Linked DNA regions of Homo sapiens: region 2 is linked to region 1. Evidence: read pairs that join two places in POLR2A ChIA-PET (ENCODE). Cell type or tissue: PC-3. All regions are shown on one strand. Each heading gives the region's core, and the rest is flanking DNA. Links, peaks and the distances in the headings are about the cores only.

Region 1 (16,191 bases), core at 4,572-7,071:
CAGTCATCCTCAATAACGAAGAGGACACTTTGGTTTTCAATGTTATTATATATGTAGATACTAAACAAGAAAACTGTGATTGTGGCTAAACTTTTTCTAAGGCCTAAGATTTTATTGTGCATTTTAAATAGTAATAAATAAAATTTGGGAAAACTAGTAGAGGTTATGCGCTTGATTTTTTGGCTAATATTTATAACACACAGTGCACGAAACACTCAGAAGTTTAAAAAAATATTACTTAATGTTTAGATATAAAGTTGGTAAAATACATTTCTTATTTTATTGGGATCCTCTTTTGAATATGACTTAGCAGATACAATTCTTTCTATACTTTCTAGTACATTATTTTTTCATTAAGAAAGGCTTTGGTTAAATCTCTCTATTCATCAAAAATGCTTTCATCTGATTTATTTTTGTATTTCCTCAGCAAAGGTCTACATAAGTAAACATCATTGGGGAAGTATTTGAGTCGGAAGATAGTATTATGATTAATATTATGCTTTAATTAAGTTACATTGACATTCATAATAGATCTCTATCTGGCTAATAAGAACTAATATTTTCCTGGATAAAGAACAATGCAAATTATAGACAGACAGTGATCAACTACTAGTGCTTGGTTTTAGCACTTCAAATGAAATGGATCATATTCTATGGGAAATTATAGAACTAATTATGAAGAGTGATGATGCTTTGGAAAAAATAGATTCTCAACAGAAGGTTCTTATAAAAGTTACTGATAGGTCTAAATTTTTTAATATCCAGGACTTTTTCATGAGTGGGTTCGATTTCTGCCTCTCTTCCAGAGCCACCGTGATAAAGCACTCCAAAATAACTCAATGTGCAATATACAACATAAAGTGATGGGATCAGATACATTTCTGTCCATGACAAAAATCATTCAAATAGGTCCATTTCTGAGCATCAGCAGGAATCTCAAGTCAACCCAGCCCCAATATGCAAAGCATTTCTCTTCCCCTACAACCATTAATTAACTCCAGGCAGTACAAATATGTACAAATATCACAGCAGAGCTTGGAGCCTCTGGGCTCATCACATTGTGCTCTCACATCACCTTGACCTGCACCACACAGAAACACATTCATTCACCGAATCTTTGCCAACATAGTTTTATACATAGTAATCACTACCTTGATTAGTCTGATATAGGTGCACTGATTCTTTTTGTTCCTCAAGCATGCCAAACTTGATCTTGTTTTGGGGTCTTTTTGCTAGCTGTCCTCTAATTGGAAGTTTCTTCCTGCAAGGCCCTGAGCAAATGTCACATTCTCAGGTCTTGGAGCAAATGTCTCATTCTCAGAGAGCCTTTGCCTGATGACTTGCTCTAAGGTTGTTCACTTTCCACACTCACAATCATATTATTCTGTTTTGTCTTTTTGTTGTTGTTGTTTGTTTGTATATGTCTTCTCTCACATTCTAGAAGTCACTTCCCCCAGAGCAGAGACCTTGTTTGTCTTGTTCCTTCTATATCCCTAGCATTTAGACGGTGCTCAAAAATATTTGTTGAATGAAGCCAGGTGTGGTGGTGCATGCCCTTTAGTCCCAGCTACTCAGCAGGCTGAGGCACTAACTTTAGCTTTTCAAACTTTAATGTGCATGAGAATTGCTTAGGAAATCTTGCTGGAATGATACTTATGCTGCTGGTCTGTGGAACACATTTTGAGCAACAATGGTATTAAGTAAGAAGACCTGGTGCTGCCCAAATTGTCTTTACAGTTACTGATTCGCTGCCCTCATGTGGTTCCTGAAATAATTGCCCTATGCGTTAGCATTTCTTTATCCTTAAATATCAGAAAGCATTCTCTAATTATCCGAGTTAAATGCCTTTCAGACTGTAGTCTTCTCATAATACATTCTTTCATATTTTTGCCATATTCACGTATCAGTACATATTACCATCATAATTTTTAACATATCTCTGTACAATCTCTTCTCTAAATTAATTATTTTAATTGGCTTTCTTTTTCTTAAATCGATATATTTTCAAATGAAACTTCATATTAATATTTCAAATGGAAAGACCAATACTGCTTATCACAAATACAAGATAAGTGTAAAAATAATTGAAGGCAAGCAAAACAATGTTTGAAAGTCCAGATATATGCTCTTCAAAGCTCCAAAGGGAGATTAACAAGTGTGAGAGGGTAGTAAACACTCAGCAGTGAACTGGCTTTCATTTTCATAGTATCGTGAGGACTGAAAAGGGGCTGAATAGAGATTAACTCTTACATAATTTAATGTCATTTAAGGCAGTGAATATGCACCCTCTAAATTATCTCTTGAGGAACCTGCTGTAGATAATGTGTTAAGAGTCTTGTTTTCCTTCTGCACATTCATGTCATCTGTACTTGAGAATTGTATTTATAGATGTAAGTTAATTAGTGTCACAACAGGATTGGTCTAAGGTGAAAGTGTGTGTAAGCATGGGTTCCCTTACCACCCCTTTCTGCATAAACACTGGACATGAGGCATTGCGCACTTGGAAACTGGACAAACTGGGTTTATTTCTATGCCAATTTACTGTCAACTTTCTGGGTGTTGCAAGAGTTTCCATTTGTATTCTTAAATAAGCTTGTTCTAATCCATTCAGCCATTCATGGAGTAGGAATTGGACCCTAATATATAAAGCTTTGAGCAGGGTAGTGGACAAATTCTGCTTCTCTTCAGATGATTAATCAAATTAATCCTGAAAATCCATCTCCCTTTACCAGTGAGTGGTTCAGGATGCCCAAGCTAAAGTTAGTGCAGGCCAATGAGATGCAAGGGGAGACTGAATAGCTGTGTGGGAAATAAGCTTTCTTATCCTTAGAACCAGAGGGAGGTAGCCTTCCTCTCCTCTCAGACATGAAGGAAGTGTGATGGCTAATAGTTACTGTAGGCCACCATAGCCCTCCTTTACCTTGGAGGGTAACAAGCCTTAGGGTGAAGCAGAGCCTGTAGTTGGTGGATCAGACAGAAAGAATCTAGGTCCTTAATGGCATTGCTGATTGCTGAATCGACCACTTCTCAAGCCTGCTCTAGTCATCCTCCTATGTGAGGTGATTGATTTAATTCTGTTTAATCCAGCATAAGTCTGGTTTCCAGAACTTGTAATCAATAGCATTCTAACAGATACAAGGAGGATATAAAAGATTTTTAATCTAGTTGGGGGAACCATAACACACTTTAAAAAAGTGAAATATCAGTGCATTTCAGTGTAAGTTAAGAATGGTATGGTTTTGTTCTGATACTTATTAAGCACCTAATGTGAGCCAGGCACTGTACCCCATGTTTTACCTGCATTATCTCATGTATGTTCCAACACAGTTGGTGGACATTGTTATCCCAATTTTAGAGCTGAGGAAATTAAGGTTCAGACAGCTGTGTACCTGTCTAGTTTCATGGTGAGTGAGCAGAAGTGTGATTCTAAATTTTATGCTTTTTCCATAGAGTTGCTGGGAGCATGAAGCTCAATAGAAGTCAGTGTAGCAGAGTGATCAGCTGAAAAGTATGAGTAGAGTGGCTTTGTGTTCAGATAGACCAAGTATTTGCTTCTTACTATAATATAAGACAAATTACCTAATTTCTCTGAACCTCAGTTTTCTTATTTAAAATATGAGATAATTTTAAATAATTTCTTATTTAAAATATGAGGCCAGGTGTGGTGGCTCATGCCTGTAATTCCAACACTTTGGGAGGCCGAGGTGGGCAGATCACTTGAGGTTAGGAGTTTGAGACCAGGCTGGCCAACATGGTGAAACCCCGTCTCTACTAAAAATACAAAAATTAGCTGGGTGTGGTGGTGGGTGCCTATAATCTTAGCTACTTGAGAGGCTGAGGCAGGACAATCCTTTGAACCTGGGAGGTGGAATTTGCAGTGAGCCGAGATTGTGCCACTGCACTTCAGCCTGGGCGACAGAGCGAGACTCCGTCTCAAAAAAAAAAAAAAAAAAAAAAGAGAGAGACAATTATACTTACTTCACATGGTTCTTGCCAGGATGGGTAAGATTATATATTTATAATGAGACCATATTATTGGAATGATAGATGGTGTGATTATTGCAATACAAGGATTTGAGGAGGGTCTTGTCATGTATCACAGTCACACATTATTTTATGGGAAGGCTCCCTGTGTTTTAGTAGGACGAATACTCATTTTTAAACCTTTTTTATTTTGAAATATTGTTTATTCACAAGAAGTTTTCACCAATACCCGTTTTTAAAGGCTTATAGTATCAAACTTTTACTGTATATCCTGCCATACTTCTTCTTTTTTTTTTTCAAGAGACAGAGTCTTGCTCTGTTGCCCAGGCTGGAGTGCAGTGGTGTGATCATAGCTCAATACCTTGACCTCACATAGCCTCTACCGCCTGGGCTCAAGTGATCCTCCCACCTTATCCTCCCAAATAGCTAGGACTATAGATAGGCATGTGCTACCATGCCTGGCTAATTTTAAACTTTTTTTGTAGAGATAAAGTCTCACTGTTAACAGTGGAGGGTGTCCAGGTTCTTGGCGTCTTGAGCAAAGAATTGGACAAAACGCACAAAGCAAGGAAGGAATGAAGGGATTTATCGAAAATGAAAGTACACTCCATAGTGTGGGAGTAGGCCTGAGAATAGGGGCTCAAAGGCCCTGTTACAGAGTTTTTGTGAGTTTAAATACCCTCTACTTGGGGTACGCCCTATGTAAATGAAAAGGATGAAGTAAAGTTACAAAGTCATTTATGGCGTATGCCCTGTGGAGAGGATATTTCCTGTTATAGCTCAAGTGTGAATTGGCCTTCTGTTCCCTGCCTCCAGACCCCATTTTCTTGCCTCATCACTATGTTGCCCAGGCTGGTCTTGAACTCCTGGCAGGTGATTCTCCTGCCTTGGCCTCCCAAAGTTCTGGGATTACAGGCATGAACACCTGTGTCCAGCCTGCTTCATTCTTTTACTTAAAAAGTTTACTTTTAATTCATTGACCTTTGGGAAATTTAAAATGGAAAGTTTGAATCCCAGACTTTGGTTTTGAAGCAATAGCTGTTTGAAGATCAAGAGCTAAATCAAGGCATTCAGAGGCTCAGAACTTCACACATTCATCCTTTCAGTACCCTTCTATTACAGGAGGAGCAAAGGTCATCTTCCCATTTAACTGGTGAAAAACTCAAAGGTGGAGACCAGTAGGAAAGGATGAGAACAAACAGAACTCTCTGCAGTCCCAGCCCAAGGCTGATGAGCTACCTCCTTGCTGCTAAATAGGGAATTTTCCATTCATGCCATTTTAATTTATGAAATATGATCTTCCTCAAACTCTGAAATAGACTTTGTGCTTTTTACCCTGCATGAACTTCTCACCCTCTTTCCTGATCCTCCGGAGTTTGCTCTCTTAAAAGTAACCTTTTAAATCCTGGAAAATGATTCTGTTTTCTCAATTGACTATGGCTGCTCACAGAGTGTCTGTAGCTCTCTTCAGTGACTCAGCACTTTACAGAGAAAAATTGTTCTGGAGGGAATGTTAGGGCAGTCCACATAGCCGCTTACAGGAAAGAAAGAGATCAAATCCTGCCTACAGGGAAAGCTGAAACACCAAACTTAAATGCTAAATGGAAACAATAACAACAATAACAACAACAACAACAACAACAAACGACCAACAGATGATGAAAACCCCGTGAAGCAAGGTAAAGAAGGGAAGAGCAGAAGTTCTCCTAGGTATGAACAGGGCAGGTTCTGAAAAGCTGTGTGTAAATCTCTCAGTATCCATGAGCAAAGAGGCCCTAATCAGGTGATCACACTGCTGTGGCTGGTAGGTAGAGCCTACTCTCCCTTGTTCTGATGCCTGCTTTATCCTCACTTTTCTGAAGTTGGAAGTTTGTGTGTAAAGATGCAGTATAGAATTTGAACTTAGAAAATTGCAAAGGAACCAAGGAAAAATCACTCTTCACTGCCTCTCTCACTTGTTCATTTGGATCCAATGCACCTGGCCTATTTCCTAAGAAAATAGTCTGTTTTAGGTTGTTTCTATGGTCACAGTGGGTCTTGTCAGAGCTGTATGTGTACTTGGGACTTGGACACTGTCATTCTTCTTGAAGCCAAGTAGTAGAGAAAAATCTTCCATTTGTCATGTTTGCCTCAGGGCAGCTCCTCCTGAATCACTGTAGATTGTTCTAGAAACACAGACAAAGCAATAAAACCCTCTTTCATATTGCGTTGACTTGAAATCATAACCATAAGTTCCCACCACAAATTTCTTTCTTCATTAATTCATTTATTTCCTCCCTTCCTCCTTCTTCTTGTACAAAGGCTTTGAAGGAGCATAGTAAAATCTTAAAGAGGAGAAAATGAGTGCTAGGGGGAAATCTGGGCCTAGCACACCATGCATACACCTGGACATTTGCTAGAGGAGCACCTCACATTTGGTCCAGAGCTTTGCAGCAGCTAATACAGATTTGTGTGCGAGATCTCTAATTTGTAAATGGATAATACAATTGAAGTGTCCATAAGAAGAAAACAAATCTATTTTTTAGAAGAATCATAACAGTTTTTGACCTGAGAGGAATTCCCTCCTAAAGTGTAATGATGTGGTGGACAACTGTTCAGTAGCACTGCACATATAATGCAATAATGGGTTTCATAGGGTTGTTACTTATAAGGTCCAGCAATGCAAGCTGATGGTTTCATGGCCAAATTTAGCTCAGAAAAGGTAATCCTGCAAGGAGCTCGACAGTGTGGTTGTAGGATACTAGCTGTAAGATTTGATGGTTAAAAAAATGTTAAGTCCCATAGAAACAGATTTACTGTATGGGTATCTGGGAATTTTACCTGATTTTTTTTCTTTCTTTTCTTTTTCTTTTTCTTTTTTTTTTTTTTACAAGAAGCTTTTTAACTCCTTTGAGCATCTGAGTTCAAGGTTATCCTCTCTGGAGAGCTGCTCAAGTATAGATAATCTGTGATGTTAATGAAGGACACATCCATTTGAGCTGGTGGTAGAACTGACATTTTCTTATGAAAACTAAGGAATCGAATCCAGACAAGGCCAGGATGGGAGGCTACCTTACCTTTAGATAGAGGGGGCTGTGATTATTACAGAAGAAAATAAAAACAAAACAGACTACTTTTTCTTCAATGCTAGAAATTAGAGAGCATTCACTTTAGGAATTTTTATGCATTACTGTGTCTTAACTTTTGGATTTTAAAGGTGGAATATAGTCATACAAATTGAAAATAGAAACATAAAGAAAAAAATTAAAATCACCTTTTTATCCAATCACTGGAGACAATCAGTATTGGCATTTTCTAATTTTTAACTACAGAATTGGGGTTTTACTATGCAGACAGCTTTTATATACTTTGTTTCATTTAATATTATATTATAAACATTTTTCCATATCATTAAATATATGAAAAATAATTTATAGTCATGATTTTGTTATATTTGTTATATGTTGATTTGTTTATACTGTTTATATACTATATTTTATATTTCATTGCATGTGTAAGTCATAACTTATTTAGTCACTCCACTATTTTGGGCATTTCATTTTTTTTTTTTTTGTAGACATTCTGGTTAGGGGACTACCTCATTTGGTTTCTGCAAAGATATTCTCTGCAGTTGGACTGCTTGGGTCCAAATCTCAGTTAAACTATTGTGTGACATTGGTAAAGTTATTTAACCTTGCTGATTATCAGTTTCTTCTGTCAAGTGGGTATAATATTGGTGCATCTCTCCTAGAGTTTTTGTGACAAGTGATGTTTGTTAAAGAGCTACCACATAAAAAAGGCATACCACGTGATAGCTGTTGTCATAATTATATTCCAGGGGTGTAAATTCAAAGTTTGTGCAGTCAACAATCCAAATTTAGATCTTGAGTGCCAAACCCCAAGCGTTGCAGCCTGCTTCTAAGACAGTTATCATCTCACAACTCAAGCTTCACGGAAGAAGGGAAGGAGGGGGCTATCACAATGAACACTTCACTATAGAAAACAAAGATATTGGGTGAAAGGTAAAGAGGAAAGCAATTAAATATAACTGGGGCTGGTTGCTCACTGGTTGTGAAGTGGTGGCTCACACCTGTAATCCCAGTGTTTTGGGAGGCTGAAGCAGAAGGATTGCTCAAGGCTGGGAGTATGAGACCAACCTGGTTAGCATAAGGAATCCCCATTTCTATTTAAACAATAACAACAACGACTGGGCTCTGTACTAGTTTGCTAGAGTTGTTGCAACAAAGGACCACAAAATGCATGGCTTTCACAACAGAAATTGATGGTCTCGTAGTTCTGGAGGATGAGAAGTCCAAAATGCAAAATGTGTCTGCAGGGTTGGTTCCTTCTGGGGGTCCTAAGGGAAGGATCTGTGCCAGGCCTCTCTCTTTGGTTGTAGATGGCTACCTTCTCCCTTTGTCTCTTTACATCATCATCCTGCTATGTGTGTCTGTGTCCAAATTTCCCTTTTTATAAGGACACCATTTGTGGTAGATGAAGGTCTTCCCCTAATGACTTCATTTTAACTTGATTATCTCTGTAAAGACTCTATCTCCTACTGAGGTCACACTCATAGGACTTTGATATATTAATGAATTTGGGGGCAGTGGGGACGATACACTTCAACTCATAATGTAATCCAAAGTGAGTTTTAGTTTATTTTATGCTTTGGAGAAAAATCACTTTACCAAGAAAGACAAGATTCATACTAGTTCTAACTTTTTTATAGCCCACGATAGCATCAAAACGATGTGTGCCCAATATAAGCTCTCTATGACAGCCATAGTAGCTGGTGAAGGAGGTAGATGTGGGGAAAAAATCTTAAATTAGATAATAAAGAAGACTTCAGGGCCTCTCTCTCAAATTCTCCCATTCAAATGGTCTGTCTCTTTATCAAGCAGTTCTTTTTTTGAGACAGAGTCTTAATCTGTCGCCCAGGCTGGAGTGCAGTGGTGCGATCTCGGCTCACTGCAACCTCTGCCTCCTGGGTTCAAGTGATTCTCCTGCCTCAGCCCCCTGAATAGCTGGGATTACAAGTGCCCGCCACTGCGCCTGGCTAATTTTTGTATTTTTGGTAGAGATGGGGTTCCATCATGTTGGCCAGGCTAGCCTCGAACTCCTGACCTCAAGTGATCTGGCCTCCTCGGCCTCCCAAATTGCCCGGATTATAGGCATGAGCCACCATGCCCAGCCTCAAGCAATTCTTTCATGAGTGAGGTGTTCATTATATTCTTGAGCACTACATGAACATTTTAAAAGACATGCATGGTAGCATCTCAGAGGGTAAATCTGAAGGGACCTCACTGCCTTGATAAAAATCAGAGAACAAAATTGAACTTCTAATGTGACCGCAAAATGGCTTCATCAGATAGGAGAAGGGGAAATCATGAAGAAAATGCTTTCTTTTCTACTCTTCAAAACTAAAATAATAAACCAATGTGTACCTGTAGACTTAATTGGCTGAAGAAAATAAGTGTTCTAGAAATAGATCATACAAATAACTCAAATACCTCAGGAATATATAAGACTGGGGTTTCAAGGCAATGGAAACCCAACTGATCAGCAATAACTAAGAGCAAAAACCCTTGGGAGGTGGATGGGTCATTCTTCCCAAATACCAAGTAGAGAATCATGATTCATGTCACCAAAATGATCCAGGGTTTTGCAGAATTTGAAGAGGCACTAAATGCGAAAGCGGCAAGCAAAGAACAATTGACAGAATTATAATTCAGATCTCAGTTCTTGGCATCTTTGAAGAGTGTTCTAAATTTTGCAAGTGATACCAGGCAGGGACACAAGCTATAGTCTTCCTGCTTTAATCCGCAGTCTACAGGCTCAAAACTAATCCTGTGAAGTCAATGAGTATGAAAGATCCAAAGGCTCCTCCTGTGATTAGATTTCCGACTTCCCTTGGAGCTGCCATTCATCACAGCTCCCTGGCCTTGTGCATGACTTCAACATGAAACATTTCTCAGGGAATCGTTTATGCTGGAACTCTGGCCAGCATCCCTCCAGAAGCAGAGCTGAGAACTGAAGAATCTTTAGAAAGGAGAGGAAACTGAAAGTAGGACAGCCCTTGAGAGCACATTTATCCCAATGGCTTTTGGTGTGTTGTCAGATGCAAAAATTTCCAGTCTGAAGAGTTTTAATATTCCTATCCTTTCTAGCTGAAATATGGTTTCCTTCTTTTCTAAGCATCAAAGGATGATGTCACCATCCTTCCAAGTCATTTAGGAACAAGGCAATAAAGTAGATATTTGGTAATGATTTCACCCAGACTTTGATGAAAAGCAGCAAATCATGGTTCTTCCTGAGAAATATTTGCTTTTGTATTCTATGTCCAGATTGCCATTTATTCTGGTGTGTGCAAACACAGAGGCTGTTTGATAATCTTGTTGCCTCCAAGACAACCTTATTCTCAGTTTAGGAATAAGCCAAATGCATAAATATCCTTTTCTTGCCTTTGAAATGATGGTATTTATAAATACTTCATGATTTATTTCAGACGCACCCAATTTAGTGGTTGGGCAATTTAAATCTCCTCACCAGAAGATTCAAATGCAAAGATATCTACCAGAATTTTAGTTTTATAGTTGAGATATAAATACACACAGAAAAGTCTATAAATACAGGGGCATGAGTAACTCCATATCATAAATATTTTATTCTCAAGTTCATATTTTTCTTTCCATCACATAGACCTGTGATATGTGGCTGAGATGTGCATGAGTGACAAATCTTTCCAGCAGATACATGATATGAGTAGTGAAAATTGTCTTAGTGAGTTAGTTGTTGTTTGTAAGGTGGCAAGGACACACTCTCTCTTCCTGAAAAATTAGTCCACTGTATCCTTAATATGTTTAAGAATAAGAATGAGTTAACTATTGCCTTCTGCTTAAAAGTAAAAATTAGGATGTCTTTTCTCAGTAATTTATATCATGCTATAAATAGTATTTGCTAATAATATTAACAAGGAACTGACCTACTTCCTCTTTTTAACCAAGAGATAAAAGGTAACTGACTTTCCAATTACTGAGTACTGCTTTTGCTGGAAACTTGTCTCATTTCATAAATATATTGAAATAATTTAAATTCTAAGCCTAGAAAAAAAAACTGGTAGAATTAGAATTCTCTGGCTTTCTTATCAGGACGAGCAGAAAAGTATGCCTAATCTGGCTCCTTGGCATTGGAGGTCCAGAGGAATTATTTGGATGTTTTCAATTAAAACCTGACAAAAGATAAATTGCTGTGTGAATGACAGGAAAAATCAAATGCTGATTTTATTAGAAGGAACTCATTAGGGAAACACATTAAAACCAGGAACTGATGGGACCTTATGGTTCTGGGAGACAGAAAGTGGGTCTATTGCCACTTAGAAAATGTTTTAAAACAATATAAAATGAGTTCCACAAAGTACAGACAATGATAATGCAATTAGATGTTTCAGTTCTTCGGATGGCCAGGGACTAGCCATACTGACCAACCATAGCATACCAGGCATGATGCCTGGGCTGCGTGTACTGGACTAGGAGTGCTCCGAGGGCAGGGGCTTCGTCTGTCTCACCTTTGATGTTCCAGTGGAAAATGATATATGCTTATTATCAAAATTCAAAAATCATTGAAAATACTCAATAAAGAAAATGAAAAGAATTCAGTCCACTCCCTTATAGATAATTTATTGTTGGCTCTTTGGTAAATCAGCATTTGATTTACTAAACCAAATTACTTTTGGGGGTTAATCTCTTTCTATCATTTATCCATCTATATTAGATATCAAGGTGGAAATATTTTTTGTTATCTCAACCACTGGTCTGAAAATTTATTATAGATTGAGGCCAGTTTTTGTTTGGAAAGCCAATACATGATTGAGTTAAAAGAAAAACCTTAAAGATGTTGAAAAGATATTGGTTGATGCACAAACTTCAGAGAACAGGGTAGAATTGCTCTGCATGAGAAAAGGAGAGGAGTTCTTTTTTTTTTTTTTTCCTTCCAAAAAAGGGCAGAGAGAAGAGTAGAGAACAAATAATCCAGGGAGAAGTAAATGAGAGGGAGGGAAGGGGAGCCAGAGGAGGCTGTGAGACTAGGAACTGTATGGAGGAGGAGTAAAGAGAAGAATTCATGTTGCCGGGGTGCCCAGGAAACATTTGGAGACCAGCAATTTCTTATAGGGGCATCATGGCATTAGCAGTGCAGCAGGCAGTGCCATGTTTCCCCTAATGGCTTAGTAAAGACTTTTATATCTACAGAATAGTTGGTGTGAGTGAGCTTTTCCTGTGGGAACAGGGGTGAGTGTCAAGACCATATTGAAGCGGTGTGGAAAAAAAGCCCATATGTGTGGAAGCAGGCACCCATGGGCTGAGAGACAGAGGTGGCCAGGAGACACAGCCCCTTACTTCTTTGCTGCATGATTCCCCCTAAATTCACAGAACACTTGGAAACGTTTTAGACTCTACAGGACCTGGAATTGGCAGTGTTGAACCACTTCTACCTTTAAGAGTCAGAAAGACCCTAGAAGATATCTTGTTTATAATTACGCTAATCCAAACCATGATGGTGAGACTGCTCCCCCAGTCTTATTGATTAAGATGCAATCTGCTCTAAAGAATGTGTCTCAGATATCTCTAATGGATTTTGGTACCTAATGTGTGCTAGGGAACACATCCCTGGCATTCCTCTCTTCTGGTCCTGACTTCATGTTAGTATCCCTCTTGTTCCAGTGATGACTCTCACCATCTCTACTCTGGAGGACATGGCTGCTATCTGGCAGTGACCGCTGCCCACAAATATGGATGTGGGCTCTACCATAATTTCCCCTTACAGAAGAACAAAGACTAATGGAAGGAGAGTCCAACACGGAAGATACATTGCTTCTGCAGTTCAAGTCCATTTTGCTGTAGGTCACCTATGGGCCTAGCCACCTTCCTGACTTGTCATCAGCTTTTCTCTGTGTTGTCAGGCCCAGGTCAGGACACCTGGCTCCTCACAGTCACCGAGTCTCAAACCCAGAGAAAAAAGAAAAAATTTCTCCTCACCTCAGACTAATTCCTACTCACTAAGTCCTCATTTTTTGTCCCAGGATGAATATCTTCCTAGTATAATGGACAGTGGAGAACTTCTATCTGTTATAGGGAAACCCAACTACTATATAAAAGAGTGAGACTGGCTCTGTGATCCCAAGAAGAAAATAACAAAGATGATGCTTTTTCTATCATGTGGGTTAGACGGCCTTACCCTTGGGCAACTTGATGTAATATTGTTTTTACAAAAGAAATATGTAAAGTAGGTCGAATACAATTTTCCATTTCCTCTTTCACTTGACAATACATTTTGTATATCATTCCATATATGTCAACTTTATGCTTTTTAATAGCTGCATGCTGTTCCATAGTTGCATGGTTATACTATAGTTTGTTGATGAACATTTTGGTTGTTTAAACAAATACTGCCACAAGTATTTATTTCAAAATACTTTAATAGATGATGTAAATCTAGTAAGTATCCCAACATTTACCATACAACACTTTTTAAGTTGTGGTTAAATATATATATAACATAAAATTTATGATTTTAACAATTTTAAAGTATAGAGTTTTGAGGTATTACGTACATTCACATTGTGTGCAACAATCACTACCATTCATCTTCAGGACTTTTTCATCTTCCCCAGCTGAAACTTTGTACCCTTAAAGACTAACTCTGCATTCCCACTTCATTGCAGCCCCTTGCAACCACTCTTCTATTTTCTGTCTCAAAGAACTCTACTCCTCTAGGTACCTCATATAAGTGGAATAATACAGTGTTTTTCCTTTTGTGACTGCCTTATTTCACTTAGCATATGATTTCTTCAAGGTCCACTGATGTTGTAAGCATGTATCATCATTTCCTTCCTTTTTAAGGCTGATAATATTTCACTATATGTATATACCACATTTTGTTTATTTATTGGTTGATGGAACTTGGGTTGCTTTTGACTATTGTGAATGATGCTGCTATGAATGTAGGTATACAAATATCTGTTTCAATTCATGCTTTCAAGTTTTTGGGGTTTATATTCAGAAGTGAAATTATTGGATCATATGGTGATTCTGTTTAATTTTTTAAGGAACTGCTACATTGTTACCCATAGTAGCATTTGAGTCATTTTTAATAAAATAAAAGCCATATATATTTTTTTATTTATTTATATGTATCTGTATTATATATATTTATATATCTGTATTTTATATATATAAATAGCTTATATATATATAAATAGCCATATATAAATGGCCCTATCCTACAGAAATGCTTTACATAAAGGTACAGATATCTGTAGGATAGGGCTGGGAACAGTGGCTCACACTTGTAATCCCAGCACTTTGGGAAGTCGAGGGGGAAGGATAGTTTGAGGCCAGGTGTTCAAGACTAGCCTGGTCAACATAATGAGACCCGGTCTGTACAAAAAATAAAAAGTTAGCTAGGTATGATGGTGTGTGCCTATAGTTCTAGCTACTCAGGAGGCTGAAGCAGGAGGACTGCTTAAGCCCAGAAGTTCAAGGTTACAGTGAGCTATGATAGCACCACTGTACTCCAGCCTAGGCAACACAGTGAGACCCTTTCTCTAAAAATAAATAAAATGAAACAAGATACTATATATTACTGTTTGTTTTTTGCTGTTCCATTGGAATACATCTCTTTTACTGAGCTGAGAACATGCCATTTTATTTATTGTGGCTTGGTATCACCTTTAAACATATATTAAATCTAATCCTTCTCTCTATAACTCTTATTAAAATTGTTGTTGTTCTTGGCTATTCTCACTTGAATATTCTCTCAGATAAACTTCAGAAACATTTGTTCAAGTTTATTAAAATTCCATTAGGATGCCATTGAATTTACAGATTAATTTAGGAAAATTGACAACTGAAAATATGCAGTCTTCTTATTCAGGAACAAGACATTTTATGTCTTTATTAAAGTCATTTTAATTTATGGTTATCTCTTGATTATTCTCAGTAGAAGACAAATCTTAAAGTTTTTGTTGAGAACCACCTGTTCAGCTTGATTATCTCCTTTGTGTTTCTTAACTGCATTTATTCTCATCCTCTACATATGAACTATAACTCATTAGAGTTTGGAAGCAAGAACTTTAGAATAAAAATATCTAATTAAATTTCTACCTGAGAAAAAAGGACACAGAGCGATAGCTGTACTCTTGGCAGCAGCTCCTCCAAAGCACACGCTTCCTCTCATTTTAAAGACTCGCCTTGATCCACCTTGGGGTGGGGAGAAAATGGAGAGCAGGGAAGGCAGAGAAAGAGAAGAAAAAATGGCAGAATACCAGAGGAGGAATCATGTGGATAAATTCTTAGTTCTTGTAGAGTCAGAAATTCCATGTGTGGCCTCTTTGTTTTATTTCCAATGTTGTGAATTCTTAGAAAGTGAAATGTACTATGACTAAACATGAATGAAAAGGTCCTGTAAATTCAAATATAAATGATATTTTGGGAGATGCATAGTGCTATGTATACTTCCTCCAGGAGTGTGAATAACTGAGTACTGACAATACGCTAAAATGAAAGAATTTAAACACTTTGATTTTAATTGAATAAAATTTGGGTTAACAAATTTTGAGGAAAATAAGATGTTTTCCTATGAAACAATTTGTGATGCAATTGCAAACACCATCACAGTGTAATTTCATCATTTGTATCTCCTTAAAGATTGATGAAATTCTTTCATACTGTACATTAAATTTTTAGTAAAAGGCCAAAGATGGAAATAAACATATATTTCTAAGAGAATGTCACAATCACCACTAGAGGGTACAGTAAGCAACCTTTCTTCCAGATATTTGAGCAGAAGAATATTACCAAGAAATAAAAGGCAATACAGAATCACAGTACTTGAAACAACCTCAATAGGTGATCTGAAAGAGAAATGGCTTTCAGAAATGGTCAACGTATTTGACATCTATCCAAGGCAAAGGATATCAAGTGATTTTCAAGGGCAATGTGTGTCTTGGGTAAAAGTAAAGTGAATTTATCTAGGAATATAGAAATGTTTCTGAAGTAATTAAACAAAAAAATAAGCCTTTTATACATACATGGAACTCTGTAACCATCTCCCTCATTAAGCCTGTTGATTAAAGCTGCTTCTAGAGTGATTTTATTCTAAAAAGTTGAACTTAACAAGGTCTTAGAAAACAAAATGATGACATAGGATTTTAGAACCTCAGTAAGATCCAAG
Region 2 (16,191 bases), core at 2,943-5,442, 640 kb after region 1:
CCTGGGCAAGATGGCAAGACCTCATTCTCTACAAAATATTAAAAAATTAGCCCAGTGTGGTGGTGAGTGCTTGCGGTCCCAGCTACTTAGGATGCTGAGGTGAGAGAATTCCTTGAGCCCAGCAATTCAAGGGGGCAGTGAACTATGACCATGCACTGTACTCCGGCCTGACAATAAAGCAAGACCCCCATCTCTAAAATAAATCAATATAAAAAAAATTTTTTTTTATTGTAACTACCATTTGATCCAGCAATCCCACTATTGGGTATATATACAAAGAAAATGAGATCAGTATGTTGAAGAGGTATCTGCACTCCCACATTTATTGCAGCATTATTCACAATGGTGAAAATATGGAAACAACTAAAGTGTCTGTTGTGAATAAATGGATAAAGAAAATGTATACATGTATAATGGAATACTATTCAACCATAAAGGAAATCCTGTCATTTGGGAAAACACAGGTGAACTTGGAGAACATTATGCTAAGTGAAATAAGCCAGGCACAGAAAGACAAATAATGCATGACCTCACTAATATGCGGAATCTAAAAAAAACTGAACTCATAGAATCAGAGTATAAAATGATGGTTACCAGAGGCTGGGGGTTGGGGGAATTTAGATGTTGGTCAATGGACACAAAATTTCAGTTAGACAGGAGGAATAAGTTCCAGAGATCCATTCTACAATATTTTGACCACAGTTAATAACCATATATTATATACTTGAAAGCTGAAAACAGAGTAGATTTTTAAGTGTTCTCACCACAAAAAATGACAGGCATGTGAATGCATGTTAAACAGCTTGATTTAGTCATTCTACAAAGTACATATATATCAAAACATCATGATGTATACCACAAATATACACAATTTTTACTTGTCAATTTAAAAAAGAAATAAAAAATTAAATTAGTTTGAGGTAGTATATTTTAACATTCGTTATTCCTCATGAGTTTAAATTACTGGAGGCATTAAGTAAATGTCTGCAAAAACCATTATGTGAAATCAAAGCTTCTCAAAAAGCAAAAATTCCATACAACCTCTAACAGCAAGGCACAAGTTATTTCTTAGCAGTCTATATTTTTATAAGTCCTGCATTTTAAATAAATATTCTCAATGACCTTTGAAATGAAGTAGCACAATAAATCAATGATTATTGTTCATGTAGATATTATATTCCTTTGAAAAAATACTTAGAAATACTACAAATAAAATAGCCAATACTTACCTTCCTCTAACTATATTTTCTTGAAGAAGCTCTTGAATAATAATACTTATGTTGGAAATGTTGACTTTGTTGATAAGGCCATTAATTGACTTCTTCAGGGCCTCCCAACTCATCCTCTGGTATGCTAAGCTAAAAAGAAGTGATTTTAATAAAGATTAAAACTTAATTACAATAATAAGAAGCTATAAGAACATAAAAACTACATAGTGCTCCTTAATTTTTGACATTATTTTCATGAAACGACCCCCAAGTACAGTAAAATATATGATGCCTATCAGGATAAATAGATTATATCCTGAACCATATTTGATTTTCTATACATATGCTTAAGTATACACCATTTTTCTTTAATAATACAATAAGATTATGTAAGGATATATAAGGATAACATTTTGTTCTTATGCCTAGTACATTTAATTTATTAGTCAAATTCAATACATGCTTATTTTACATATAATGCTTGATTTAAACTTGTCTTTAATGGAAACCTTTAAAATAAATGCAATTAAAAAAATTTAAATGGTAACATGAAATACCCAAATATAAGCCACAAAAAAAATTTGTATGTCCCTTCTCATAAAAAGATGACAGAGACAACAAAATTAAATGTTTTAAGCCACAAAGAAATGGTAACTACAGGAAAAGGGAGTCACATGAAATCATGGGGCTGAATTACCTACCATTCAGTGTATTTTAAAGACAATCTCTATGTTGATGTAGTAGTCCTACAGCTATACCAGTTGAATGTTAGATAGCTGTACTGCTTTTTACCCTAGATTTTGGGGAAATTACTTGGCCTCATTGAGTTTCTTTAGGTTGAATTGGACAATGTCTAAGATCTTTCAATGCTCTACAGTTCTATGGGTTTTGTAACTGCTTTTCTGTGGAATCTGATTTCAGCTGCAGGAAGTCTTAACCTTTTTTCTTCCATACATGTCTCTCTCGGGAAGTCTGGTGAAATCAGTAGACTTTTTGGGATGATATATACAATGAATAGGATTACAAAGGATACTAATCATACTAAAATTCAGTTTTTGAAACATGAGAAGAACAAAAGTTTGATATAATATTCTATGTGCTTCATAACACATTAAACAAGAACTGGCAGTATGCTTAATAACTACTTAAATTTCTAAGTAGCATGGCCATAATCCGTATCATGAAATACCTGTAACAGACTGTCAATACTCTGATCTATTGCCTACATTCTCAAAAGAAAAAAACAAAAGCTAAACTTTAGAGATGAGTAAAAATAAAGATTCAATTTTTTCCCCAAACACATTCATGGACTGATTGCTTGAATTCTATTCATGGACCTCTTGAGGGGCTTGTAGGTTAAGAATCCCTGTTCTGGAGTGGTACAAGGAAGGTTGGTGAGAGCAGTTCTTGGTGGGAACGAGTATTGTATCACTGATATTGTTTAGTATTGCTAGCATGGTGAGGATAAAAAACAGACTCACTTTGCGGTTAATTTTATTTTGTTTCTAAATTCTCTATAAATTATGTACCCCCTTACTGCCTGTACCCAAGGTGGACTATTCCACTGTTTCATAACTCCAACCTTTTGGTATTCCACTATCTCTAGACACAAGATGCATGGCTTAACAAGTGGCCTGATTAATAAGATGTTGCTCATATACAATCACAACCTATCTTATTAAACTAATCAAACGGCTACATCAAATACAATTATACATCCTAATTAGGAAGCCCACAATTCACGTATCTACTGAAAGCAAAGACTATGGCCTTCTCTTACAGATGTCTACTTCTCCTTGTACCCTTTACAGCCTACGAACAGACTTCAACTGTATATAAAATTATCTTAAAGGAATCTGCTTTAAATTGCATGTATTGCTGACTCTCCTGTGTGCTTTATTTAAAAGGAAGCAAGACTTGGACTGACAAAGTTTCTAGTCTTTTACAATCAGGATTGCTTTGGACTGGACTGGAGAAAGTGAATACCTTTCAGTAATGCTGCCACTACTGCCTTGTGCATGAGCAAAACGTTTACATGATAATGAAGGTCCTACTAACCACAGAAGCCATCTCCAAATTCCTTTTCAACCTAACACTTCAAATATCACTGCCAAGCGCTAAAATATGACACATAAAGAAAAACTTATTAGTTTTGAATTTAATGTCACCAAATACCCCTTTCTGGCTCTTAAATTCGGTTTTAATTTATTTCAAATCTTCATAGCTTCTTTTAGATAAATGACATTTCTTATTTTTTTTTTTTTTTTGAGGCAGAGTCTCTCTCTGTTGCCCAGGCTGGAGTGCAGTGGTGCGATCTCGGCTCACTGCAAGCTCCGCCTCCTGGGTTCATGCCATTCTTCTGCCTCAGCCTCCCGAGTAGCTGGGACTACAGGCACCCACCACCACGCCTGGCTAATTTTTGTATTTTTAGTAGAGACAGGGTTTCACTATATTGGCCAGGCTGGTCTCGAACTTTGGGAGGCCGAGGTGGGCGGATCATGACGTTTCTACTTCAAGCTAATCCTTGAAACAAATTTAGATTTAACTTAAATAAGCTTCTCAAGCACTTTTCAAATTGCTACTAAAACACTCATGAAAAGATGTGGAAATATTCCTGTCTGGCTCACCTTGCATCTGTTTTTCTTAAATTATAACTATTAATACCTTCTATCCCAATCTTTTAACTAGTTATCTGGCAACTGAATAATCATTTCAATCTGGGACCATACATTCCCTAGTTATCAACTCATCCTATTAGAGAAAAATATCTTAAAAACTTAGCTGTACTTTCCTAAATAGCTCCTCACCATCTCAATTATTCTGAAAAGGGAAGGAGGAGTGTTTTAAGTGTGATTGTTCATATATAAATTTTGTCTGTCTGCCTTAGAGTAGCAAAAATGTATAGTCTAATAGATCATGATCTGAAGAAAATGTACAAAAAGAGATAATTGCCAGCTTCAGTTTTATAGGTAAGTACAGAGGTTGGCAAACTACACCCATGAGCCAAATGCAGCTGACCACCTGCTTTTGTAAATAATGCTTTATTGGAACACAGCCATGCTTATAATTTTCTACACAATGCCTATGACTATTTTCACATTTCAAGAGCGGAGTTAAGTAGCAACAACAGAGACAAAATGACTCACAGTGTAAAATATTTACAGTGTGGGCTTTTACAGAAAAAGTTTGCTGACTCCTGGTTTACAACAGGAAAAGTCAATTTTAGAACTAAAATGTCAGTATTACTCTTTTCTACAAAAAACAGACATTATCAATAGGAATGCATCCATGAAACTATGAAAGGAACAATAGTTTGAACATACTATAAAAAGGGTAAGCAATCTTTTCCTCAAACTTTTTAATTCATTCATGCAAAAAAAAGAAAAAAGAAGTAATGTGCTAATATAAGGGCACGTAGTGTGTGGCTCTCCAATGGAGCTATAAAGTAAAGAGGTCTCTAATTTGAGGTCTCTATCACTATAGACTAACGTAAATTCTCAAGAACCAGGGTTAATTAAACCACAGTTGACTTATTTTTCAATGACAATTTCATGGCTTTGTATACTGATTGATATAAACATGCCTGTTTTTATCTGTAATCTGTTCCTGCATCATCCTGAGCTTTGCAGGGGGAATATATGCTCCACCAGTGCGAGTAAGAAGAGGATCCAGCTCATCTTTCTTTTTCTTTGTAGCAGGTTCATCCTGAGCAGAGGAACTCTGAGTTACTGATGTTTCTGGGTTTCTCCTCCCAGGAGATGGGGATTTCCGAGACCTTTTCCGATCCGTATCTCTTTCTCTTTCTCTGCGTTTTTCTCGGTCCCTGTTTCTGTAATATAAATTTTTTGAAGAGCAGAAAAGACAATATAAAACACACTCTTAGCAATTAACTGCACACAAATGAGTGAGACCATAAGTGGGTCCCACAAATTCAGACTAGGAAAAGTGGTTTAGAATGGTGACAAAGTGTTTCACAGAGAAAATTCAACAAATTAGGTCCTGAAGGCTTGACAGGATTTAGACTGGGGGCAAGTCGGCAGGAGGAAGGGGAGACGAAGGATGACATTTTGCAACTAGTAGAAGAGGGAATAATTATTGAAAGACTGAGCAGGGGTGTTAAGGTCAGAATGAGTAGGACAATCAGGAAACAAAGGATTATGTGTCATGGTTGTTGGAAAGATGAATTAGAGTTAGACTAAAATCTTAAAACATATGTAAAGACTTTAAGGTTTTTATACTGGAGGTGATGGGGAATCATTAAAAGTTTCTCAGTAGGAGAGTGGCATGAAAAGAGTGTTTTAAGAAGACAAATTAGCCTGTGGTGTATATGACAAATTGTATAAAGGAGAAGAAACCAGAGTTAATCTCCAATAGTGGTTACTTTAGTTGTAAGACTACTATAGAATATAATATTTGAAGTTGTTTCTTGATAGAACTAATATTTTCATTAGAAATCTCAGAATATTGGAAGCTTCTGCTTATTTGAGACAATGTGGGGGGAAAAACTTTTCTAGCCACAATGTCTTCCCTACTAACGTACCTGATTATCCTTTCTTAAGCTGAGGCTTTTAAAACAATCAAGGTACAGTTCTCTGAAACCATCAAGAACTAACGGGAAAGAGCGAATTCTTGCTTTTTGCTATCTTTCCCCAGAGCAAAGTTTATCCACTGAGCTGCTTTTTACATATACTGCCTTGGAAACCCAGATCATTCTGTTTGTGTTTTGGGTAACCATGAGTTATATATAATATAGTAAATAAAAGTAAATTTCATATTATCACTGCATTACCAGGAAACTGTGGTATAGATTTTAGCTAAATCTAAGGAGTATGTTTGAGATGGTCTTTTAAATATATAGTAATAAAACCTACACGGAGATTGAAAAGCAGTCATCTTCCCAGGTAGCTGTGGAGGAACAGATTTTTTTTGTTCATTTGTTTACTTTTATTTTAAGTTCAGGGGTACAAGTGCAGGTTTATTACATAGGTAAACTTGTGTCATGGGGGTTTGTTGTATAGATTATTTTACCACCCAAATATTAAACCTAGTATTCATTAGCTGTTTTTCGTGATCCTCTTCCTCCTCCCACCCTCCACTCTCCCTTCACCCTCCATAAGGCCCCAGTGTGTGTTGTTCTCCATGTGTTAATGTGTTCTCATAATTTAGCTCCCACTTATAAATGAGAACATGTGGTATTTGGTTTTCAGTTCCTGTGTTAGTTTGTTAAGGATAATGGCCTCTAGCTCCATCCATGTCCCTGCAAAGAACATAATCTCATTCTTTTTTATGGCTGCATAGTATTCCATGGTGTATAAGTACGACATTTCCTTTATCCAGTATATCACTGATGGGCATTTAGGTAGATTCTATGGCTTTGCTATTGTCAATAGTGCTGTGATAAATATACACATGCATGTGTCTTTATAATATAATTATTTATATTCTTTTGGGTATATACCCAGTAATGAGATTGTTGGGTTGGATGAACAGTTTTGAAACTGAGGTATAAGAGACTTAAATGACTCCTAGGGAGGATAGACAATCTGTATACACCAAGAGTGAACAGATGGGGGAAAGAGTGATTTCAAATATCAACCTCAATTAGTCACAAAGGCAGATGCTCTAAGTTCTCTACACTAATTTGCAACTGAATTGCTTCTTCTTGTGAATATACATGTTCCAAGAGAGTAGCTACAGCAGGGATTTCCTGACATTGGTTATGATTCTTCTGAGAAACACCAGGTAAGAGAGCTAGCTGGCTGATAAAATCAGATCCCTACCATTATTGTGTTTGTTCCTTTATAGTGCAGAAGTAACAAAATATTCTAAAAGTCTAAATAGAAACATTTTTGGACTGTTAGCCTTTATGTTCTGCATAATACCTAGCCTGCTTACTTCATAGTGTGACTGTGTGGATAACATGAGACTTCATTTTCATATACTAGACCTAACATAGAGTTATACTGAAGTACAACAGTCAGGGATTGTGAAAAATACAGAAGCTTTGGAGCCAGAACTGAGTTCAAATTCCAGTTTCAACATCTACCAGATGTTTAAATGCAACCTCAGGTAAGCTACTTAATAAACTCAAAGCCATTTCCTTATCTGTAAATTGGAAAAAATAGTATCTAGTTTCTAAGAGTTTTAACAGTATTTGGGAAAATATACAAAAAGCTTAGCTTACCAATTATGGTACTAGTAGTCATTCTCATTAAGGTGACAGCAGACAAGCCTGGATTTTGAAGGTTAATATAATCTGACATTATAGGATTAGGTATATACTAGAAAGTGATGAGAAGGAAATTTTTGGCTGTGGATATCAAAGGATGTGCTTAGCTCCAAACTCCAAACTGCAGAGGAATTTGGTCAAAATTCCTGTGGGGGGTATAATATTGGTAGTAAAGGGGTGGATAATATCTGAGAGACATCAAAAAAAGATATTGATTTTAGTCAACGATAAACCATGAGAGTCAAGTTTTAGAAACTAGATGACTAATAAGGGAATACAGGAAAATCAGGAGAAAGCTGGTTTTATGAAAACAATGACAAAGGCAGAAAGATGTCTATGAAGGGATAATGAAAATGGTTGTTACAGAGACAAATCACAGTTCCTTTATAAAATACTAAAATAATGTTAGTTTTGTAAGATTAATTAGAAATACATTCAGAATCAACCACGTTGTTCAACAATAGTTTACCTGAACTCTTCCACTGTTTTCCATATAAAGTGCCAAGGGTTCACCGCTTATCACTACTCAAACTGATATGCTCAAGAAACTAATATTTTAAAGTTGTCATTTTCTTAGTATCTACTATGTTCAGACATGGTAGTAGGACAGACATTATTTTTAAACCTAAACAACCAGACAAGATACATGTTATCATCCTCATCTTATAGATAAGGAAACTGAGGCTCAGAAGAAGTTTGTTAAGAAATTTTACCAAATTTCTGTAACTAGTAACTAAAACTTGAACTCTAATCTGCATGAATATGGAATCTATTCTCTTTCTACTATGCAACACCACCTCATTAAAAAGTGTAAAATATAGACATCCCAAAGTCAATTTCAAATGACCTGGAAATTGTCTGCATCACTACTCCTCTCCTAAGCAAAGATACATGCAAGTTAAGGAAATACTACCCATATAGTGACTTCTGTTTTAAGTACTTGAGAGTATTTCCATCTGCAGAATGCTAGTTAACATCTCTTCCCTATATTGAGCATCTCAAGTATCTGCCCCACTATTTTCTTTGAGACTACCATTACTTCTACCTGGAGAGTCTCTCCCCACATGTACTAAGTAACTTTTTAATTCCATTATACCTTCTCCTGAGCAAATACAGAGGCCCTTTAGTGAAGTTTTAAAGGGAATTATTAAAACGCCGACATCTTTCTAACACAGTAGTCACCCCTTATCTGTGGTTTCACTTTCTGAGGCTTCAGCTACCAGTGATTAACCACGGTCCAAAAATAAGTGACTACAGTACAATAAGATATTTTGAGAGAGGCAGACCACATTCGATAACTTTTATTAGAGTATATTCTTATAATCGTTCTATTTTAGTATTAGTTACTATTGTTAATCTTTTACTATGCCTAATTTATAAATTAAACTTTATCATAGGTATGTATGTATTGGAAAAAACATAGTATATATATATATGGTTCAGGTATTATCTGCAGTTTCAGGCACCCACTGGGGTCCTAGAACACATTCCCCATGGATAAGTGGGGACTGATGTATTCTCACTGTAAAAACTATTACTAATTTCTACAAGGGAGAAAAAGAATTGAAAATAAATACATATCAATAACAAGGGGTTATAATACTCTGCCTAGATTTCAATGAAACATGAATGGCACTTAATGTCTGACTCTTCTTAAATATTACCCCTAGGAGTCTCCAAACACTCTCATTCCAATGTTTCTTACCATCTGCCTTCCATTCAGTTCCCTTGCCCATTTCTCAACCAAGGAAATATTGCAAGTCTTGTTAGCCACAGGAACAGGTGGGTAACCAAGTTCTCTAAAGCTCAAGTAAGAATCCTTCACATGTAGAAAAAAACTACAAATTGGAAACTTAAGTCTCAATGTCCCTCTGCCATTACGCAGGAAAGTAAATTTAGACCACTCTATATCATACAATATAAATTTCTTTCATTGAGTAAAGAATCTCAAAAAATCACATAAACCAACCCCTCTTGCGGTACAATACAATGAATGAGCTTGGGCTTTAGAGTCAGACAGACTTAGGCTTGCCACTATTATGTTTCAAAACATGAACAAATTACTAAACTTCTCTAGACCTCAGTTTCTTCAGCTGTAAAGCAGACATACTAGCACCTACTTCACATATTTACTGCAATAAGAAGTTAATTCATATAAAGCCCTTATTAGAAAGCCTAGCACCTAAAAACATCCAATTAATGTTAGCTAGTATTATTTTTGTTTTTATTACAAATGTAGCATAAAGAGAGTTTAAACAAATACAATTTTCTACAAGTTAGAAATTCCCAACACTAACCGTGACTCCATGCTACTATCATAAGAACGTCCTCTTCTTGAATGCTCATAGTCTGATCTGCTGTAATCAAAGTAATCTCTATCCCGGGGGGATCGTTCTTGTTCTTCATATCTAACATAAAATAAGAAAACCAAGTTGCAAATTAAAAACAACTATGTTATAAATATTTAGGAAAGTCATATATTGGTAATGGTAAAGCAACTCTATGACTGAACAACATCGTGTCAAACTGTTCTTAACAGCTCATTTTGCTAACACCCATTCATTCCATCAGAATTACAAAAGCTTTCAGTTTGTACACAGCAAAACAACTCCTAGGATTCACTTAACCAAACTTACTTGTTTAGTGAATTATCCTGATTCACTTTGTTCTCAGTAGGAGACATATATCTGGATATCATATATAGTTAGCATGAAAAAGGCTATCCTACAAATGACTCCTTTTGCTTAGTTGGCTTGTTTATCAAAACACTGAATGTATGAGACCAAGGTCATTGGCTGGCCTCCATAAGGATCAGTTTAATTCCATACCAAAAGACCATATTCATCAGCTGTTAATCTTGAAAATGCATTACTGGACAGCAATGAGAATGGATTGAAATTATTAGCAAACAAGGATGGATAGCATCAGATCTGTTATTTGAATCTTAAAAGTCAATAAAATCAGAGAACCTTAAGAGAAGTTAAATATATACATAATAGATACATAGTAACATAATCCATATTTTATATACACATCTACAATTAAGTTATACACACAAATACCTGTGTGTGTGTGTGTCTGTGTGTAAAGAGTTTTTTGTTTGTTTTTTGTTTTTAAATATATAGGGAGTAGACAATCGGTGAAAGATAGTAAGTAATTATGAATCAGGGCAATTAACTTGATGTTCACAAAGCAAAGTTTTTAGAGATTATTTAGCAGAGTAGAATAAGAAAGTACATGTGGAGTAAGGAAGCCTAGACAACTGGAAGAAAGTTTGAAGGGTGCTTCTTCCTTCATAAATTATTTTTAATGGGCATAAAAAATTTTTTTTACAGTCATTATTTTTAATAGACCATATGCTTAATGGTCTTTCAATGATCATAAATGAAATAATTGTAGTGCTAATATGAATTCATAATGCACATTAATGTTAACATTTTTGGATCGCTGACCTTAACATAGTTATAATATGATATAATCCAGCGGTCTCAAACCTTTTTGGCAACAGGGACTGGTTTTGTGGAAGACAATTTTTCCACAGATGTTAGGGGGTGAGGGGATGGTTTCAGGATGAAACTGTTCCACCTCAAATCATCAGGCATTAGTTAGATTCTAATAAGGAGCACACAGCCTAGATCCCTCACATGCACAGTTCACAAGAGGGTTTGTGCTCCTATGAGAATGGAATGCCACAGGTGATCTGCCAGGAGGTGGAGCTCAGGCGGGAATGCTGGCAGGCCTGCTGCTCACCTGCTGTGTGGCCTGGTCCATGGCTCTGGGGGTTGGGGACCCCTGTTATAATCTATATAAAAATATTTTAAAGACAATACAGAGCTATGTACATGTAAGAGATAATACTAACAGTAGCAAAAGCAGCACTTCTGAATACTGTAATTTCAACTCAGTTTTCCATTTTACACTTTCATTCCATTAGTCTTTGAAACATTAAAAATTACTCCCTTTCACATAAAAATTACATAATATCTGGAATTATTTACTAGAAACTCCTAGAAGAGTCATTTAAGGATGATTCCTCCTACAGCCCATTCAAGTAATATTGGTTATAAAACCATTAAAAAGAAGTTATCCACCCTAAAATTAGAAATCTAAGAGCTAAATTATTACATAAACCTTACTATAAAAATTTACATTGCATTCAGAGCATATTAAACTATTTACCTGTCTTCTGGAGAGGAGTTCCTCTGATATGAATTAAGGTTTTCCCTTCTGTCATGACCAGAAGAAGGCTTTAAAAGAGGAAAAGGGGAAAACATTTCAAAAATTATTTATGTTAATAACACAGACTGAAATACATGGCTTAGAAAGTTGGAAGTACTTTAGAAATTGTATCAAAACATTTTTTAAATCATTAAGAATAATTCATGTAACCTAAACAGTCTATAAGATAAAACAAAATCTTCAGACCATCCCAGATAGGCCTGTCTGTGGCAGGCACCTGTTTTCATTATGGACCAAAAACTTCTTTTTTTTTCTGTTTATTTTTATTTTTTATTTCTTTTTATTTTATTTTTTATTTCAATAGTTTTATGTGGAACAGGTGGTGTTTGGTTACATGGATAAGTTCTTTAGTGGTGATTTCTGAGACTGTGCTGCACCCATCACATGAATAATGAACACTGTACCCCAATGTGTAGTCTTTTATCCCTAACCACCCCCCTACTCTCCCTGACCCTTTCCGCTGAGTCCCTAAAACCCATTGTATCATTCTTACGGCTTTGCAGAACCAAATACTTCTTTCTAGCCAAAAAAATTCAAGGTAGAAAAAGATAATTCTCAAATTTTTGATGACATCTAGTTTATATTTTACTTCTATGTAATAAGTTATAATAATAATTATTATTATTATTATTATTTTTTGAGACAGGGTCTTGCTCTGTTGCCCAGGCTGGAGTGCAGTGGCATGATCACGGCTCACTGCAGACTCAACCACCCAGGCTCAAGTGATCTTCTCGCCTCAGCCACAATATTGTACTTACCTCCTATCTCCTTTGGCTTATGAAAACCACAACTTTAGTACAGGGTAAAATAGCTGGAAGAAACTGACTCTAACATGTTTATAAAAGTTAATTTTTGTTTTCAACAAACATCAATTGAGTGTCTGATATGTATTATACTGTGGTAGGCTCTAGGGACTCGAACAACATTACTTTTAGGGTATAAGCACTATTCCAAATTTTTTGAAAAACAATCAATATACAAATAAGTAACTTCATGTAACATGAGACTGACATGAGACAGAGATGTGAACCATCCAGTTTGAGACTACATCCTAATTAAAAAATCCAAATACATTAAGGAACCAAAATGTTTACCTCTGTATATAGGTAAAATTTTTTATATAACTGGTCAACATTCAAATATCGACAAGCCTTTTTTTAAGAATTAAAATAATTTTAATTAACCATACTGTAAAGAAAAATAGCATTTAACATACCTTAATCTTGAAATCTAAGATAAACTAAATCAAACAATGAATAACAGTTCTGCAAACTTACATGCTTGCCTCCTTAATGAAGAAAGGATATATTTTAAAAAAGAAAATTATTCTGAGTAGAAATATAAGATCCAACTTCCTCTGATTTTATGACTATCTAATTAACAGCAGTTTGAGTCTAACATAATCACAAGTACAATGCAAAATAGTCTCATTACTGAATTTTTTGAATAGTATCCACTAACTAATTTATATAGGTGAATAAGCATGTAATCAAAATTGATAACTTAAAGTAACCATAGTTTAGCTGTTACTTTGCATTAAATTCAACCATTTTAAAATTCTGTATCTAATATAAGAAAGTTTTAAAAATTATTTCACTCATCAACACAGTGAAATAGAAATGTTCAATATATATGACATAGGTTTCTATAAAACTTCACATAAAGATCTTAGGTCAAATACAAAGCACAAGATTCATTCAATTCAATGGTAACATAAAATACAATATTTATACTGATCACTTATTATAAGACATAGTCCTTCCTGTGTAGACATTCTGAAAGATACAATAGATAAGAAAGGCCAAGGAGCTTATGATCTTGTAGAAGACAGACAGGCTTATAAAGATTTCTATGATTAAACACATTAGATTATATGTTCCCCAGAATGAGAGTGAGTGAGTGAGACAGACAGAGAGAGAGAGAGAGAGAGAGAGAGAGAGAGAAAGAAGAAGGAGGGGGCAGGGAGAGGAGAGAGGAGAAGACAGAGGACAATAAAACTGCATTATCTCCTTTTTCTTTTACAAGGCAAAGAAAGTTATTTTGATTACATTAAGGAGAAGGCCCCAATTCTGTACTAATGATTTTTAACACATCTCCGCAACATCTGTTGTGAGCAAGAGGAAGAGACCAAAAATATTGAAGTTGTGAAGAAGGATTTCATAAATATGATCAAGTAACAAATGACTGGCACACATAGTAAGTGCTAACAGGAGATCTTGAGTAGGAAACAATCACTGTGGCATACAGTGCTAACGGATGAAAGTGGGAAAACGGGGACTTGAATTTGGCTTTGGTAGATGAATAGGATTTCACCAAGTTAAGAATCACTTTCAGGTATGAATCAAATATTAAGAACCTGAATTTCCCTATTTCTTTTATCACAGAGTTTAGATTGTAAGTCAGTGCAGTAGTTGAAAATACTATACAGTCAGAATTACCTTTTAAAATTTTTCGAAATTGTTCATGAAGCAAAACAAATATGGTGACATCATGTAGTAACTCATAGTCTCCAACAATGTAGGGAGAGCAGTACGAGGAGACAAGGGGAACAAGAAGCCTGAGTCCAGTGGCTTTCATGATCCACTAGACTTTAAAAGAAAGAGGGAGGAGGTGCTGGAAGAGGTAGGAGCTTGCTAAGGAAGCTACAGTGAGGTTCAAGGGAAAAACAGGGGATTCTCAGTTGAAGCCTTATGAACCTAATAGGTGAGTCCTCAGAACATCAAGGGAAGAGCTGAGTTTCACCTAAAGAAAGAATCAGCATCAACCCAGCTAGTGGACCCATTGTGGCTAACAGAAAAGAGATAAATGGAAGCAGACCAAAGAGAGCTGGCTGGTAGAGCCAAGCCACTAAGTGTGAAGGGCATGCTAAATGAAGCCACCCACGGGCAGGCTGGGGGAGAAAATGCTACAGGAGACCCATCTGGGCCACAAGAGGGAAGCGTGGAGAAGCAGAGACTAAGAGGAACCAAAAGAGGAGTCTGAGAAAGGCTAAACATTTCTCCCTTTGAGTAAAAGGCATTAGTCTAAAGATCTGAGCGCTCTTGTCTAACATGGCTCTGTCAAGAGCCAGTTCTGTACAAGGTTTCCTTTACGTCTCCAGCTCCTAACCCAGAATCTGCCACCTACTAGGTCCTCAATAAATTAACTGTTTAAGTAACAATGGACCAATGAGTACAAGTCCCAAAAAGGCCGATTTGAGAACAATATACAAGGGTTACTGACAGATGGAACTACCTTAGGAAACTGTGAGCCCCCTGCCAAAAGAGATATGCAAGCAAAGGCTGGATGTCTACTTAAAAGGGAGGTGGGTGAGTGTCTTCTCACACTTGACAGAGGTTGGAAAAGATTGCAGCAGAGGCTGCCTTACTCTACAAGTCTATCAGTTCAGCTTAATAAGCACCTACTACAGGGCCTGCTGTCAAGGAGCTTGCAATCTACTGCTTCTCTTTAAAGAAGGAACTTTAGGTGTGTACAGCTGTAAGAGGATAGGAAGGGAGGAGTGCCTACATTTATAATCAAATAAAAATACAGTTCCCCCTTTACTGACTCCAAGGCCCAAAAAGTGATGTCCTGGTTTTAAATCCATGCAGTTGAAGAGAAAAAGAAGTTGAGTAGTTTGCTCTCCTGCCAAGTCCACTCACAGGCAGAACAGTTTCGAAAGCAGATGGAATTACTGGTCCCTATTCCTGCCCTGATCTCACCTCCTACAATTCTCCCCTTCTGATACCTGCTCCACTCTAGATTCTTTGCCTTTGCTGTTCCTTTTGCCAGGCACACTCTTTCCCCAGATATCGGCATAGTTAACTCTTACATTTTCAAGTCTCTGCTCAAATGGCTATCTTTTCAATGGGCCCTACTCATCCCTCTATTAAAAACTGCAACCCCTCAATGTTGAATCCCCCTACCCTTTTCTACTTCTTTTCTCCATAGGACAATTCTATTACTTAACATTCTAACATACTACATAACTTATCAAGTTTATAATTTATTTTATCTCCTCCCCACAACAACTATAATGTAAACTCCATGAAAATAAGGATTTGTTTTATTCACTATTTTGTTCAAAGTTCTTAGAACAATCACTATAACATCTAACAATCAATATAACACATATAAAACTATTTTGTTCAAAGTTCTTACAACCATCACTAGAACTCAATATGCATTTGTTAAATAAATGAACGCACACTGTCTAAAGTACAGCACAGAATAAAGAGACCATCCATCTATTCATAAGAAATATCCAAGAGGCTCACGTTGTAAACAGATATGCAGAAATTTCCCTGCACTGTTTGTTACTTGTTTTTCTTTTACATGTGATCATTCACATGATATATGCAGGCCCCTGACGCATGCATCCATGTGTATACACACACACACACGCGCACACACACGTACACACACTTCTGTATGTTCTCAACTGCCCTCTTGCACACTAATACTTCCATATAGCTAAGTATCTACATTTAAAATTGTTTAAGTTAGATGGATGTATTAGGTTGGTGCAAACAGTAA

Evidence for each region. ChIA-PET counts read pairs that join two places held together with the same protein. Peaks named below come from ENCODE experiments on the same cell type or tissue, not always from the same donor. Only the 100,000 strongest peaks of a DNase experiment are listed, where the experiment ranks them.
Region 2: POLR2A ChIA-PET joins it to region 1 with 5 read pairs; 1 of 35 experiments calls an interaction of 5 or more read pairs at or near these places.

The regions. Positions count from the first base shown.
Region 1 is chr2:179,339,168-179,355,358 of GRCh38, forward strand. No RefSeq gene overlaps it. Among named protein-coding and RNA genes, the nearest start is that of SESTD1, 82 kb to the left of the region's middle. RefSeq lists an enhancer at 4,784-5,983. In PC-3, for the core only: no CTCF peak of the experiment used is centred there; no DNase peak of the experiment used is centred there; H3K27ac peaks cover 781 bases.
Region 2 is chr2:179,976,961-179,993,151 of GRCh38, forward strand. CWC22 (CWC22 spliceosome associated protein) reads right to left here. Exons shown (of 20, transcript NM_020943.3): 3 at 11,617-11,684; 4 at 9,735-9,845; 5 at 4,792-5,037; 6 at 1,230-1,358. Among named protein-coding and RNA genes, the nearest start is that of CWC22, 22 kb to the right of the region's middle. In PC-3, for the core only: no CTCF peak of the experiment used is centred there; a DNase peak (open chromatin) is centred at 4,281; H3K27ac peaks cover 1,482 bases.